Linked DNA regions of Homo sapiens: region 1 is linked to region 2. The links are chromatin contacts, found by Hi-C or POLR2A ChIA-PET in ENCODE. All regions are on one chromosome and are shown on one strand. Each heading gives the region's core, a stretch centred on a gene start or an enhancer-like site at or near the end of the contact. The rest is flanking DNA. Distances are from core to core; before and after follow the strand shown.

Region 1 (6,416 bases), core at 3,812-6,311, 140 kb before region 2:
TTCCTTTTACCTCTATTAGAAACAACAATCCCTCCAATCATGGAAAAATTATGACCTGTTATTGAAATGAATTATTTAATGGCATTCTTTTCAAATATCAATAGCTGACATTTACTGTGCACTTATATGTCAGCCTCTTCTGTGCTCTTCGTATGTGTTAACACATTTTATCCCCCCCACCACCTTAGGCAGTGAGTAATATTGTAATTCTGATTTTACAGTAAGGAAATTGAGGCACAGAAAGGTTAGGTTACTTGCCAAAGACCTCACAGCAAGTAAGGGCAGAGGCAGGATTTGAACCCAGGCAGTCTGTCTCATGAGTCGGAGCTCTTAACCATGAGTATGCTACTACTCAAACTGAATTGTCCTATAAATGCTGCTTTGCAAGTGTAATTGAAGTTTTGTAAACTTTGCTTTCACTGATTTATGAAGAGCCACATTGGCCCAGGGAGAGAAGGTGGGTTTGTGAAAGTTTATCATTGTAACAGTCCTGCTGGCCACTCATGACCTCAGGGATCAGCAACTCTTTCAGCCCTGATGCTGGGAACAAGAAAAAAAAAAAAAAAAGAAAAGAAAAAAAACTTTCTGGTTTCACTTGCAGGCCTTAAGTGGGAGGTGGGGGATGGGATGGGAACTGAGAAACAGAGACATCCATTGTAGGTGTATGTTAAGGGCTGGCTTCTCATGCCTTTATATCCTTTATATAAATGAAATATATTATCCATTTTTTTCTCTCCCTAAATGGGCTTCCAGACTTAAATATAAGCTGATTACAAAGAAGCCTGGGAATTTTTCTCTACCTAATTCTCACTCAGCCTACCCTGAAGTCCAGCAACTGCCCCTCTCCCACCTCTGCATATATCCACTTCCTATTTGTAGTGCAGTAAGAGTAGGCTGGCCTTTGTGTCACCCCTACTGGGGAGAGATTATGTCTTTCATCTCTAGTCTCAAGGCCTAGCACAGTGTCTGGTATTCAGACACTCAGTAGCTGTTTGGTGGATGAATAAATAAAATCAGTATACATTGCACCCTGAAACCTGGGCTAATGTCTACCTGATTCTAGAGTAACTGTCACCATACATTGAAAAAGGCGCTAATTATAAGAGGTGTGTGTAGACAGGCCAAAAGCATTTCCAAAGTGTGAATTCAGGAGTGTTTTATAAATGTGTGTCTTTGCAGTCGCCTCCAAGGCCATCCTTACTGATATATTGTTTTAGTTTTTATGAGGTTTGTGCTAGCCCAGTTCTCAACATGAAATAGCAAAAAGGCATCTGTTGGTCTGCTTTTATTGTACCTCAGTTCTCTCTGCTGCTTTGCCTTTGGGAGACAGTGGCCTGCACCTATCTGCTTAGAGCCTGGATATGAAGGCCCAAAGCCTGCACTGTTACTTCTACATCATACCTTAGACACTGTCAAGAATCATAACTACCCACCGTGCTGTGTGCTTACATTCTGTCATTTCATCCCCATTTTACCTCGAAGGAACTGGAGCTCAGGGGCATTAGGAAACTTGCCCACTTAAGAATTGATGGCACTGGAACTCAAATCCAGGTCTTCCTGGTTCCAGAGTCTGTGTTCATCAGCGGGTTTGGCCAGGTATACTAAAGAGCAAGAAGACTGGAGATTGCAGATGTAAAGATCATGGCACACGTGTCCTGAGTGCTCTTTTTGAGGGAATTCCTGCCCACTACCACTGTCTCAAGCCGCCAGAGAGACAGCTTGCCCAAAGAGAGGCTGTGACCTGGAGGGAGGTACTGTGGCTGTGTTAGGTTCCTGGGGTTCAGCTGAAGGTGGCCCTGGTGGCTTTCCCCACGCACCTGAGAGTTTCCTGGGAAACAATGGGCGTGGGCTTCCAAGGCTGTGGTATTACCCCAGTGGTTTGGTTAGTCTGGCACTTGCAGAAATTCAGCTACAGTTAGAGTCCTCTTATGTATTGATTGTAGAAAATAGATCTTTATCTTAGGTAGTTGATAAGAAACCCAAAGAATGTAGTTTCTCAGAAGAGCTTTTAGTGATTAATGGATTTAGTGAAGCAGCAGGCTATATAGAGTTAGGAAATATTGTCACTAACATACTGTTTTTCATCTCCCTTCCCTGCCAAACCACCACATCATTTCTTTTCTGAGAGGCCATAAATTCCAACACTAACCATATTTCACAAATGACTTAGAACTATTTGTCATCCCATTAGTCCAATCCCAGGTATTTATTGCTGGTGCTATTTTGGAAGCCGAGGATAGAAAAGAACAATGCCAGATGCATTGTAGATGTTTAATAAATATTTGTTAAGTGAATAAATGGATGGACAAGCTTACTATAAAATGGGTTCTTATCCTTCATTTGATTCTCACCTATTTTACTCATACTGTATATGAGACAGTTTTAAGAATCTGAAGGTACATAAACATGACTGGTACCCTGGCTCTTCTTACAGGACAGTCCACAATCTGGGTGGTACACAGAGATCTGTGACATATAGCTAAAGTGCTATGTGCTGAAGACTCTGAATGAAGAGCTGTCTTGAAAGACAATACTTGTCTTGGCAATCAGAAGAATAAGATCCCTCTGGCTGAGAAGCCAGGGAACACTTAGCCATAGGTGAGATTTAAGCTTGCCATGGAGAATGGGTCAAATGTCAAAAGGAGGAGGTGCTGGGGGACAGCAGCTCAGGGACTTGCTTGGGAGAAGCTGCAGAGGCAGGAACATATAAATTCTGGGGAGGGAGCCGTGAGTGACTGACTCAGAGTGGTACACAAATTGCTGCTTGGATGGGTGTTGGGACCAGTCTGATAGCATTGAACTCCATGGTAGAGGGAATCATGTCAAGTTTAAGAAAAGGTCAAAGAGAATGGTAACAGGGAAAAGGCCTTATAACTGTCATCGTGGATTCTTTTTCTTATTGTCCATTCCCTCTTCCTCCGTACTAAATGAAGTCACCCCAAGCCATCCTGCATATCTCCACCATGTTATTACTAAGACACTGCTTTGACCATACTGTCTGCAACACTGTGGATTCACCAACACCTATAGAATACATTATGCCCTTCTTAGTGGGGGTTTCAAGACTCTTTGGCCCATGCCAACTTATCTAATCTTATCCTTCAGCTTGTTACCCAACCATCTACTTTCCAAGTTCTTCCCTGGACCCCTTCTCTGCCATCTTGGTCTGCTCATGCCCACCTCACCTGTGTGCTTTCCCGCATCCCTGCCTTATTAGAACTTTGCTTGTACCATCTTTCTAGCCTGGATGCCCTCCCTTCATCTGTGCCCATCAGAATATCAAAGGCCCATTTTTTAGTCTCCAAAATTTTAAACTCTTAGAAGATGGAAACCAAGTATTTCTTTTCACACCCATCAGTGGGTTATGGGTGGTAAGCACCAAGCACATGTTGAATACATAAATATCTTTCATCCTCTCTTTTCCTCTATTCCTACATATAACTAAGAGTGACTGTATCCCTTAGATAAAGAGGCCTTCCAATTGTATGATACTTTAGACTTTCCAAAGGTTATGGCGTAGCAGTCCCAAACACCTCATCTGAAGCCAGGCTGTCTGGGTTCCCACCATTGCTGTGCCAGCTGTGTGACCTTGGACAAGTTACATAACCTCTCTTTGCCTCAGTTTTTTCATCAACATAAAGGGAAGAATAAAGGTACTTATTTCATAAGAGTTTCTAGAAGGATTAAATATGTTATTCGTAAAATGCTGAAAAGTATGTCTAGCACATAGTGAGCATTATATAATGCTTGCTAAAGTAAATTATACGTATATATGTACATATCTGTATATATTGTATACATAGATATATATAGTAAATACTCAATAAAATTTAAATTAAAAAAATACACACACAGGGACACACAATTTGGCATCCATGACGACCTTGTAAAGTAATCAAGAGGCATTAAATAATTTCCCGACACCTAGTAATTGTAGATCCATTCCTGGGATCCGTGTCTTCTAACTTTTGAGCCAGTAGTCAAAAAGTAGAAACTATATCATTAATCTATTGATCTCTCCAACACATATAGTTTTCAGATATATAGTGATTTCTTAACACGAAGCATTAAATTTGCTACAGGTATTTTTATTATTTTGATTTAAACTATAAGAGTAGTGTCAGATACATGATATGGCCATGTCAGTAAGAAAAAAATATTAACTTCTGTGCAAGTTATCATATAGGATATCCCAATCTCCTAAGGAAATTCATGACGTGGGTCGTTTTCTACTTGACTATTTTTTCAGCAGTTGAGGAAAAATGGAGCAAGAAAGATAAATTAGGTGTATTGAATGGAGAATTATGCATGAAGTTTTAGTAGAGAAGAATTCAAACAGGAAAATATGCTATGGGAGTACATTTACATGGCTATATGCCTGTCAGGTCATTTGGTATGCAAAGGCTTGTGTTTGCATTAAGCTGGTGGAGAAGCTGTTATTTTCTTTGCAGTATGTATTCAAAATGCACCTGTAAAAAATAAAAGCTTTCCTTTACTTCTCTGAAAAAGAAAGAGAACTGTCTGTTATTTTAAACACAAAATACATTTGACTTCTGTCAACAGCTTACATTTTAAATAATGCAGTTTGTACTTGCATTCATTATCTGCAATTAGAGTTCTCGAAAAAGCTTTTAGCGTTTATCTCCCCAACTTTTAAAATTCATTCACTGTAACTGTTAACATTTTAGTGAATAGTGGAAACCCTAAGACAAATTGGAAAACTCAACAAAGAAATTTGCTTTCCGGAAATTACCACCGAACTAGGTAGAGAATACTCAGCTATTGTGCTGAACCACATTATGATGAGATACACTCTTTTCTTTCCAGCGTTAGGTCAGACTCAAATGTTTTCCTTTTAACCCACACTAGTCAGTAAGGAACACCCTGCTGGCAGTCAGCGCAGTATCCTTTCTCTCAGGCTTAGTTTGTGCAAACTACCTGTTTATACTAGTCCTCAGTGTCCAAGTCAAGCAAGAGTCAGAAGTTCAGATTTTTTCTTTGCGATAATTTATTTAAAAGAAATATTTCTCAGATACTCGGGGTGGCCTGAGGTGCCTTTTCATCCAAGTGTAATGAGAGTCACATGTTCTCATTTCCTCACTCCTATTAGCAAGAATACAGACAGCTGAGCAACGTGTGTGTGTGTGTGTGTGTGTGTGTGTGTGTACACCCTCTCATTTTAAGATATAACTGGAACCAAGACCCAAATATAATAGTATGTGGGTTTGCTTCAGGCAGGGAATAACAAGAGCCAAGCCTAGAAAGAAATGCAAGGTGTGTGTAGATTCGTTGACCTTTTGCTGTTTGCCCAGCTGCGGGGTGACTCCCTTTTCATTTCCCAGCTGCTCAGCTGCTTCCTACTGCTATTTTATTTTGCTTTTAAACTGGAGTAGCCAACCAAACTTCTCCCAGACAGGTTCAATAATTACTAAAAACAGACAACTTTCCAATTACACACGGCTCAGAAAAAGCTGCCAGTGCTTTATATTTTAGCCCTTACTTTGTTCTGGCTCTGTAATGCCTTTAACATGATTTACCAGCTTACATTTTTAAGGAAAGCCATCATCAGATTTTATGAAAATAAGTAAAGGTTCTTCGTTAACCCCATGTTTTACCCTTCAAAATAGTCATCTTGAGAACATGTGTTAAGTTGAACCATAAGAAAATGCTGATTTTCCACCTTTTTAATAACCTACAGAAACATCAATTTCATATGGATTAACCTAAATAAATATATTTGTTCCAGTGATGCTTCCAGGTCTCAAACTATTTAAAAACTCATCTCTTGAAATGAGAAAAATCAAATTCATTACTTGAAAACATTGCATTATTCTCAACTTCTTAGACCTTAGTTATAAAATTGGCTCTGAGTAACGTGGTTATTTCCATATGAAATGAAGTCTGTCTTCTGGGGATGAGAATTTGACATCATTTATAATAAAGTACTGCCACAAATGCTTAGCACTGGGTGCCGAGTTCGGGTGTGCTCCTCGATACATCCTTTGCATTGGAGTCATCACACCTTACATGTGTTGTTTCTTTTAAGGAGCATAATTGTGCTCAAAATACACAGGTTTTCGAATTCACCCGGATGTCTGACATATGAAAGCATACTGAAATTATATTGGAAAAATTATGATTTTCAGATAAAATCTGTGACTCTGAAATCTGTGACTGTTACTCTCCTGTACCTAAGAATACAGAGATTACATACCGATTTATAGGTACCGTTATAAAAATAATGAATAGCTTGTTTATTATTTAAGAAAATATTTATTAAGCACCTATGTTGTCTGAAATACTTTCAGAGATAACACAATAGATCAGTTTATTTTAATTAGCTGAGTATAAAATTGGCAATATATTACTAAGTCTCAAAAATGTGCATATTCTCTAATGCTGCAATTCTATTTCTG
Region 2 (6,504 bases), core at 3,225-5,724:
CACTGGTGTTTGTTATGCCCCAGCCACTGTGCAAAGGCTGGAAATGCAAAGGTCAGCAGAAACGGGCTTAGCCCTTGGCCTCAGGAAGTTTATAGAACAGAAAGGAAGGGAGTTACTCAGAAGTAAATGGTCAACCACTTACAATGGTGATCAGGGCTCCGAAGGAAAGGAACCGAAGAGCCCTTCGCTAAAGGAGACTGAGCAGGGCTGGGCAGAAACAGGGCTAGGGTGCCCGAGGAAGTGATGACTGAGATGAGGCCTGAGGGATGCAGGGATAAAGGGTGACATAAGATAGAGGGTGAAGAAAAGCATGCAAGACACAGGGAACAGCATGGGCTGCTCCTGGGACCCAAACAGAGCCAGGGAAGAACGCATGCGAGGAGCCTGGGGAAGGAGCCGGGCTCCACATGCAAGCAGCGGTATTTATTAAAAATAAATCCTTAGATCTCGAAGCCATGTACTAAGTCAAAATGTGCTCCCTAATCAATTTAATATGATTTTAGTTTGAATCTATACATGGAAAACAATGTTTTTGTTTGTGGTTGAAGATGATAATAAAGGGGATATGGTTTGGTTTGAGATTAGAATAAAGAGGATTTCAGCGCAACAATTTTTGAGCACCACTTACATACCAACACTAAGTGTAAAAAGACAAAAGACCCAGTACCTGTTCCTTACAGCTTACTCATACACACAGAACTATATGCAAATCCATCTAGAAAACCCAGAAAGTGACAAGGGAGAGAGAGGTATGTGCATGGGACAACCTTCACCTGAACGTTTGCATCTAGACTAGCCCAGGAGAAACGGTAGCTACCATTGTTAGCCCACCGCCTTAGGGAAAAAGGCATTCAACGTATCAGCTGAATTACCCCATAGGGTACCACTGTGAAGATCAGAGTTTTATTTGAAGATCTACTCTGAACCTCCAGAGAAAATTCCATTTCTCCCTCCTAGGAAAGAATTCAGTAACAGTAGTTTCTTATCTAGCCACAGTACCAGGATAAATTCACTTTAAATGCATGTATGAGAATAGAAACATGCACAGCTAGCACCAAGAGAACATATGTAACCCATGAGAAATGACTAAAAGTTTAGAATATGCCTCATAGGGGGAAAAATTCAATAGCTACCAAAATGAGTCTTTCTACACAGCTAGAACAGAGTCCAAGCAAAACCCTCTGACCCAAGATAAGGAATCCCACAGGCAGAATGACTAATACTAACAGATGTATTTGGTCTCTTCAAAGCCATTTAGAAATGAAAAGCACTACATCCAAATGTTTATCATCACTGTTAATAATTGCTATTTTTGCCTCTATATTCACGATCTAAACTTGACAGAGTAACTCAGATCACACAATTCATACAAGTACAGCAAGATAGAGACAGAAGACCTGAATGGAAATCTCAGAGCATGCTTCCACTTCACAAAGGCATAGTCTCTGTCAGATAAACAAGATTTAAAGTATGGGAAGCAACAATACCACAGATAAAATTGCTACCTGGCAAGGGAGAACACCTTACTGTGGATCTGTTTGTAGAGTCTCAGAATTTTCTATCTGGAAGGAAACCTACAGGCCCCTATAGACCAACCTTCAGCATAATTGCTAACCTAGTCATTGGATTAAAAAAAGGAAAGGAGGGGAAAAGGGACAGAAAGGGGAAGAAAGGGAGAGACGAAGAGAAGAAAAAAAAAGGGAAGGGGGAGAAGGAAGAAAAAAATCAAGTGAATGAAACAGTACAGGGATGAAATCATAATCCTGCAGCTCAACGCTTACTTAGTTCTCTGTCTCCTCCCAGGTTGACTCCAAACGATTGATATTCACTAGTTAGGAGGTCTGATCAGGTATAGATAAGCTGTGCCATACAAAGGCCCCAGTGGGCTTATCCTGTCTTTAAAAATAACTCCAAAGTACTGCATCAAAGCCTTTGCAGAAAATCCATATGCACTCCCAGGGCTCTGACCCATAAAACATTCTTACCAGGGACCTGGATGAGGCCATATACTGTGCGATGACCATGGGCCAATGGAAATCTTTTGAAAACTTGCTGGAAGGTCCACTGTGTAACCTACTTTGTTGTTTTTTAATCTGGATAAAGGACATTTCAGCCCGTAGCACCCAGGAAGGGTATTATGTGAATAAATGAGGTGTTCTCTTTCATGACTAATTTCTGTGCTTCTAGATAAATTTCCCTAATGAGGAGTTCTCTATTGAAATTTTCCTTCTTCCCTTCCTTAGTCCCTCTTCTCTCCCACAAATTGTAAGACATGTTTCATACCCTAGAAAAGCTCACAGTCTAATGAGTGAGAGAAGACATTTATTCCTTCATGGAGGTCTGAAATATCATAGCATTTCCAGTAGTACAAATAGTTTAGAAGGCTCAAGTCCAAGTCGAGAATAGACACATCTTACTCCAGCGAACAAGGCAGAAAGTTAAATGCCATGAGAGTGGGATGAACAATTGGGACAGGGTCCTTGAAGGAGAAGAAATTACTTCCAATAGGGGATATAGGGGAAAACTTAATACAAAAGGTGGCCTTTCCCTGGGTCTTTTAGGAGGCATAGGGTTTTGGCAGGTAAAGATGGCAAGAGGTGATGATCTATCCTAGATCAGAGGTTTTCTTTCTCTTTTTTTTTTTTTTTTTTTTTTTTTTTGAGATGGAGTCTTGCTCTTGTCACCCAGGCTGGAGTGCAGTGGTGTGATCTCGGCTCTGCAACCTCTGCCTCCTGGGTTCAAATGATTCTCCTGCTTCAGCCTCCCGAGTAGCTGGGATTACAGGCACCTGCCACCACACCCGGCTAATTTTTTGTATTTTTAGTAGTTGCATTTTAGTGGTTTCACCATGTTGGGCAGGCTGGTCTCGAACTCCTGACCTCAGGAGTTCTGCCCACCTCAGCCTCCCAAAGTGCTGGGATTACAGGTGTGTGCCACTGCGCCTGGCAGATTGGAGGTTTTCAAACTGCAATCCCTGGTCCTGCAGCATCAGCAACACTTAGAAATACAAAAGCCAGGGTCTTACCCTTGACCTGCTGAATCAGAAATGAGGCTTAGCATGCTTTGTTTAGCATCCCAGTGATTCTGATTCATACTTTATTGGAGAATCAATAATCTAGATTTAAGATCCTTAGCCTGGGGTCTGTGAATGTGGATAGGAAAAAAATACATCTTTATTTTCCCTAATGTCTAACTGAAATTTAGCATTTCCTTCCATTACAGATGTAGGCCATAAATTGCCACGATAATTATTAGGACCAATGCCATATCATGTTATTAAATGTATTAATAAAGAAGAATGCATACAACATAGCAGATTTTTAAAGATTTTTATAACTGTATTTCAATATAATTGGTTTCTTTGTAATTTCGTGTATCATTTTATACATTAAAAACATTGTGAGAAAGTGTATGCTTTGCAGGCTGCCAATGAAATCTCATCTTTTATCATACCAAAAATGTGAAGAACCCCTAGTCTAGAAGGATTCCAGACAAAGAAAACTCGGAGCAAAGGCAAGAAAATACATGGCCAGCCAAGTATTCCATTTTGCGTAAAACTGAGGTAAAGCAAGGAAATGCCGGAAGAGAAAAAAGAAAAGGCTGAACCTGATTGTCAGAACTGGACTTCTTCCAGCAGACTCTGGGGAGCTACTTAATCAGGACTTTTTAAAAAGAGGGAGCAAGAGGCAGAGCCAACGAGACACAACCAGCTCAGGGTTTTCAAAGAATTCCCTAGCAAAGGTAAGAAGGAAGGCCTGGAATAGAAAGAAACAGAAGGTGAGAGACCAAGCAGGAGATGAGATTTCTAATCCAGGCTTATCTAATAGCCCAAAGTGAAGAAAGAACTGACTATGAAAATGGGACGAATATGAGAGTGCTGTGAAAATTCAGCAGTGACTAAAACAGAAGAATCAAACATGACTCCAAAGTCTGAAGAGAAGGCGACTGGGACAAGAGTCATACTAAGAAAGAATTAAGGATGCCAAGTGGAGCAAGTCTGGCAAAGGAAAGTGCTGAGTTGCCTACAGGATATCCGGGTGAAAACATCCAGCAGTTATTTATCCGCCTGGGACAGTACTGACCTTTAAGACTTACTGTATCTCCTGAATAGCCTATTTGGACTTCATCAAGAGCTTTTCCCAAACAGGGATTTTTATCTTGCGGGCCCATGGACTCATGGGGAGTCCCATGAACCTCCCAAATTATTAAAGAAAATTTTATTTGTGTTCATGGACATTTGGGGAGAGGTATGTACTTTCATTACAAACTCAAGGAGCACGAAACTCCCTTTTCCCTCACAAAAATGTTAATACTCTCCATTCATCCTTCTAAACACTCCAAGCAAGGTAAGCCCTCTTGTCTGAAAATTTGGGGAGGGAGCATGAGTCTCAGAACAAACAGAAAATGCCTCAGGAACAAAGCAGCAGCAGCAGTTACAGTCATGCGTGGATGGTTCTGAGTCAGGAGAAGCTCACTGCACAGTCACCAGATGAGGAAGGCATTTGGAATGTCTTGGTTAAAACTCACTGGAAATGACAGAAGAGTTTCTGACTCATTTCTTGAACCAATTCTTGCCTGAATACCTGTCTCTACAAGAGCAGTCATTAATGCCCCAACCTTAAACAGTAAAAATTGTCATTTTTATAAACATCATACTGCTCAACTTCCCACTGTCCAAAGAAGCTGAGCTGCACGGGTTGTCCCAGGATGGAAAAGAAGCCACAGCCAAGAAGCTGTGTCTTGCTTTAGTGTTGCCATCTACTGGCTGGTGCTCACTGACTCTCATTCCCAATCTTTTCACTGCCAAAGGAAAGATTTTGCAATTAGGCTGCTTTTTTTATCCAGAGCCTCTCTAGACAGTTCAGTCCCCAAGAGGTCAAAAAAAAAAAGTTTTTTTTAACAGAAACCTACCAGCTCCAAAAAAAAAGTAAGGCAAGACCAAATGTCAACAATGTTACTAGGAAGCTTCAGCACTGACTAACAGAGTTTATGGTGAATGCTCCCTAAATGTTAGCCCCACATAATTAAGACAAAAGATGCTTTTAATGTGTTGTATATGAAGTGATTATGAATAAGCAGAGGTTTGTGCCCACAGAATGGAATAGGGATATAACAGCATTGAAAATTGTTATTGTTGTTGTTGTTTCGTTAAAAGTAATTCTCTTTGCTAGGCTGTGTGTAGAAAGTGGTTATCCTGGTAAGCTTAATAAACATAGTGCCGGGGATTCTGGCTGAATAGCTGAGAGTTAGAATTGAATGGGTTCTCACATACCCCATGGAGGCAGGAAGCAAGGACCAGGTTCCCCAAGTGAGGACTTTGTTGCTCTTATTGAACTACAATGAAAGGGTCTTGTACACTTACTTCATAAGCCCATGGCACTGACCAGAACAGCAAAGATTCTTTATTTCCGAATGCCATAGTAACTCTTTTCACTATTCTTTCGTGTGTGTGTGACAGTACTCACTCTGTCACTCAGGCTGGAGTGGCATGATCTTGGCTCATAGCAGCCTCCATCTACCAGGCTTAGGTGATCCTCCCACCTCAGCCTCCTGACTAGCTGGAACTTACAGGCACATGCCACCACACCCAGCAAAATTTTTTTTCTTGTATTTTTTGTAGAGATGGGGTCTCACCGTGTTGTCCAGACTGGTCTCAAACTCCTGGGCTGAAGTGATCTGCCACCCTCAGCCTTCCAAAGTGCTGGGATTACAGGCATGAGCCATGCCTGGCCTCTCTTCACTCTTCTTGTGTTCACTTCCTCCTTCCCTGGTTTTTTGTTTTTATTACTTTTCTTCCTTTCCTCTTTATGAACTGTCTAACCCCACATCTACCTTCCACCTCATCATACTGGCACAAACTAAGAGCTAAAAGGAAAAGAGAGTTGCACTTAATTCTCCTCATTCATATGCTTTTCCCTTCTTTTCCTTTTTGCTTTTTAATCCAGCAAAGCACCTTATCTTTCACTCACGTTCACATTAAAATTTAGAAGACTGATCATGTTTGGCCTTTCCGTCCAATATCACCTTCCTATAAAATCAATACATATGGGTGATAAACGTAAGTCACAACCACCATCTTATGCATCAGCAAGCCCGCAGCACGTAATACAATTAAAGACTTTTTTGTTGATTAATGAAAGGAGAGGTTGCTAATCCTTTCCTCCTATAACTTAAGGAACAGAAGGAGGAAGAAAGAATATAGTGCCCTTAGATGTCAATTGTCCCTCCTCCCTCCTTTGCGGTCAGGACCCCTCAAAAAAAAAAAATTCGCTCAAGGAGTTATTGAAGGTTTCAAAGAGGAGAGAGGAGAGGTTTACATTGTAACCTCACAACTGACACCCTGAGAGACCTCCCCCTATGCATTCTCCACCTGCTTTGCTGTAGTGCATCTAAGGGTCTATTTAATTCTACTAGGCTGAGTTGAGCCTCTTGGCTCCTCTCTCTATCACACCCAGCCATCTCTTCCCCCTGAACCATATTCTTTCTCCAGGGAAGGAAAAATGA

What was found. Hi-C counts contacts between places; a loop is a spot of excess contacts on that map. ChIA-PET counts read pairs that join two places held with the same protein, here RNA polymerase II (POLR2A). Pooled maps may share reads with other maps.
Region 1: a loop to region 2 is called in a pooled map, with 2.1 times the contacts of the local background. The contact joins two enhancer-like sites. A Hi-C loop is called at or near these places in 2 of 50 pooled maps. POLR2A ChIA-PET finds 5 or more read pairs at or near these places in 3 of 52 experiments (HEK293T, Panc1 and activated CD4-positive, alpha-beta T cell).

The regions. Positions count from the first base shown.
Region 1 is chr12:64,034,495-64,040,910 of GRCh38, forward strand. All of the region lies in intron 4 of SRGAP1 (SLIT-ROBO Rho GTPase activating protein 1), which reads left to right. Among named protein-coding and RNA genes, the nearest start is that of KICS2, 180 kb to the right of the region's middle. Within about 2 kb of position 5,062, at least 5 of the 41 ENCODE cell types and tissues checked have a DNase peak (open chromatin) inside an H3K27ac peak, as active enhancers do; they include Panc1, where a contact is called at or near this core.
Region 2 is chr12:64,177,122-64,183,625 of GRCh38, forward strand. No RefSeq gene overlaps it. Among named protein-coding and RNA genes, the nearest start is that of KICS2, 42 kb to the right of the region's middle. RefSeq lists an enhancer at 4,032-5,231. Within about 2 kb of position 4,475, at least 18 of the 41 ENCODE cell types and tissues checked have a DNase peak (open chromatin) inside an H3K27ac peak, as active enhancers do; they include Panc1, where a contact is called at or near this core.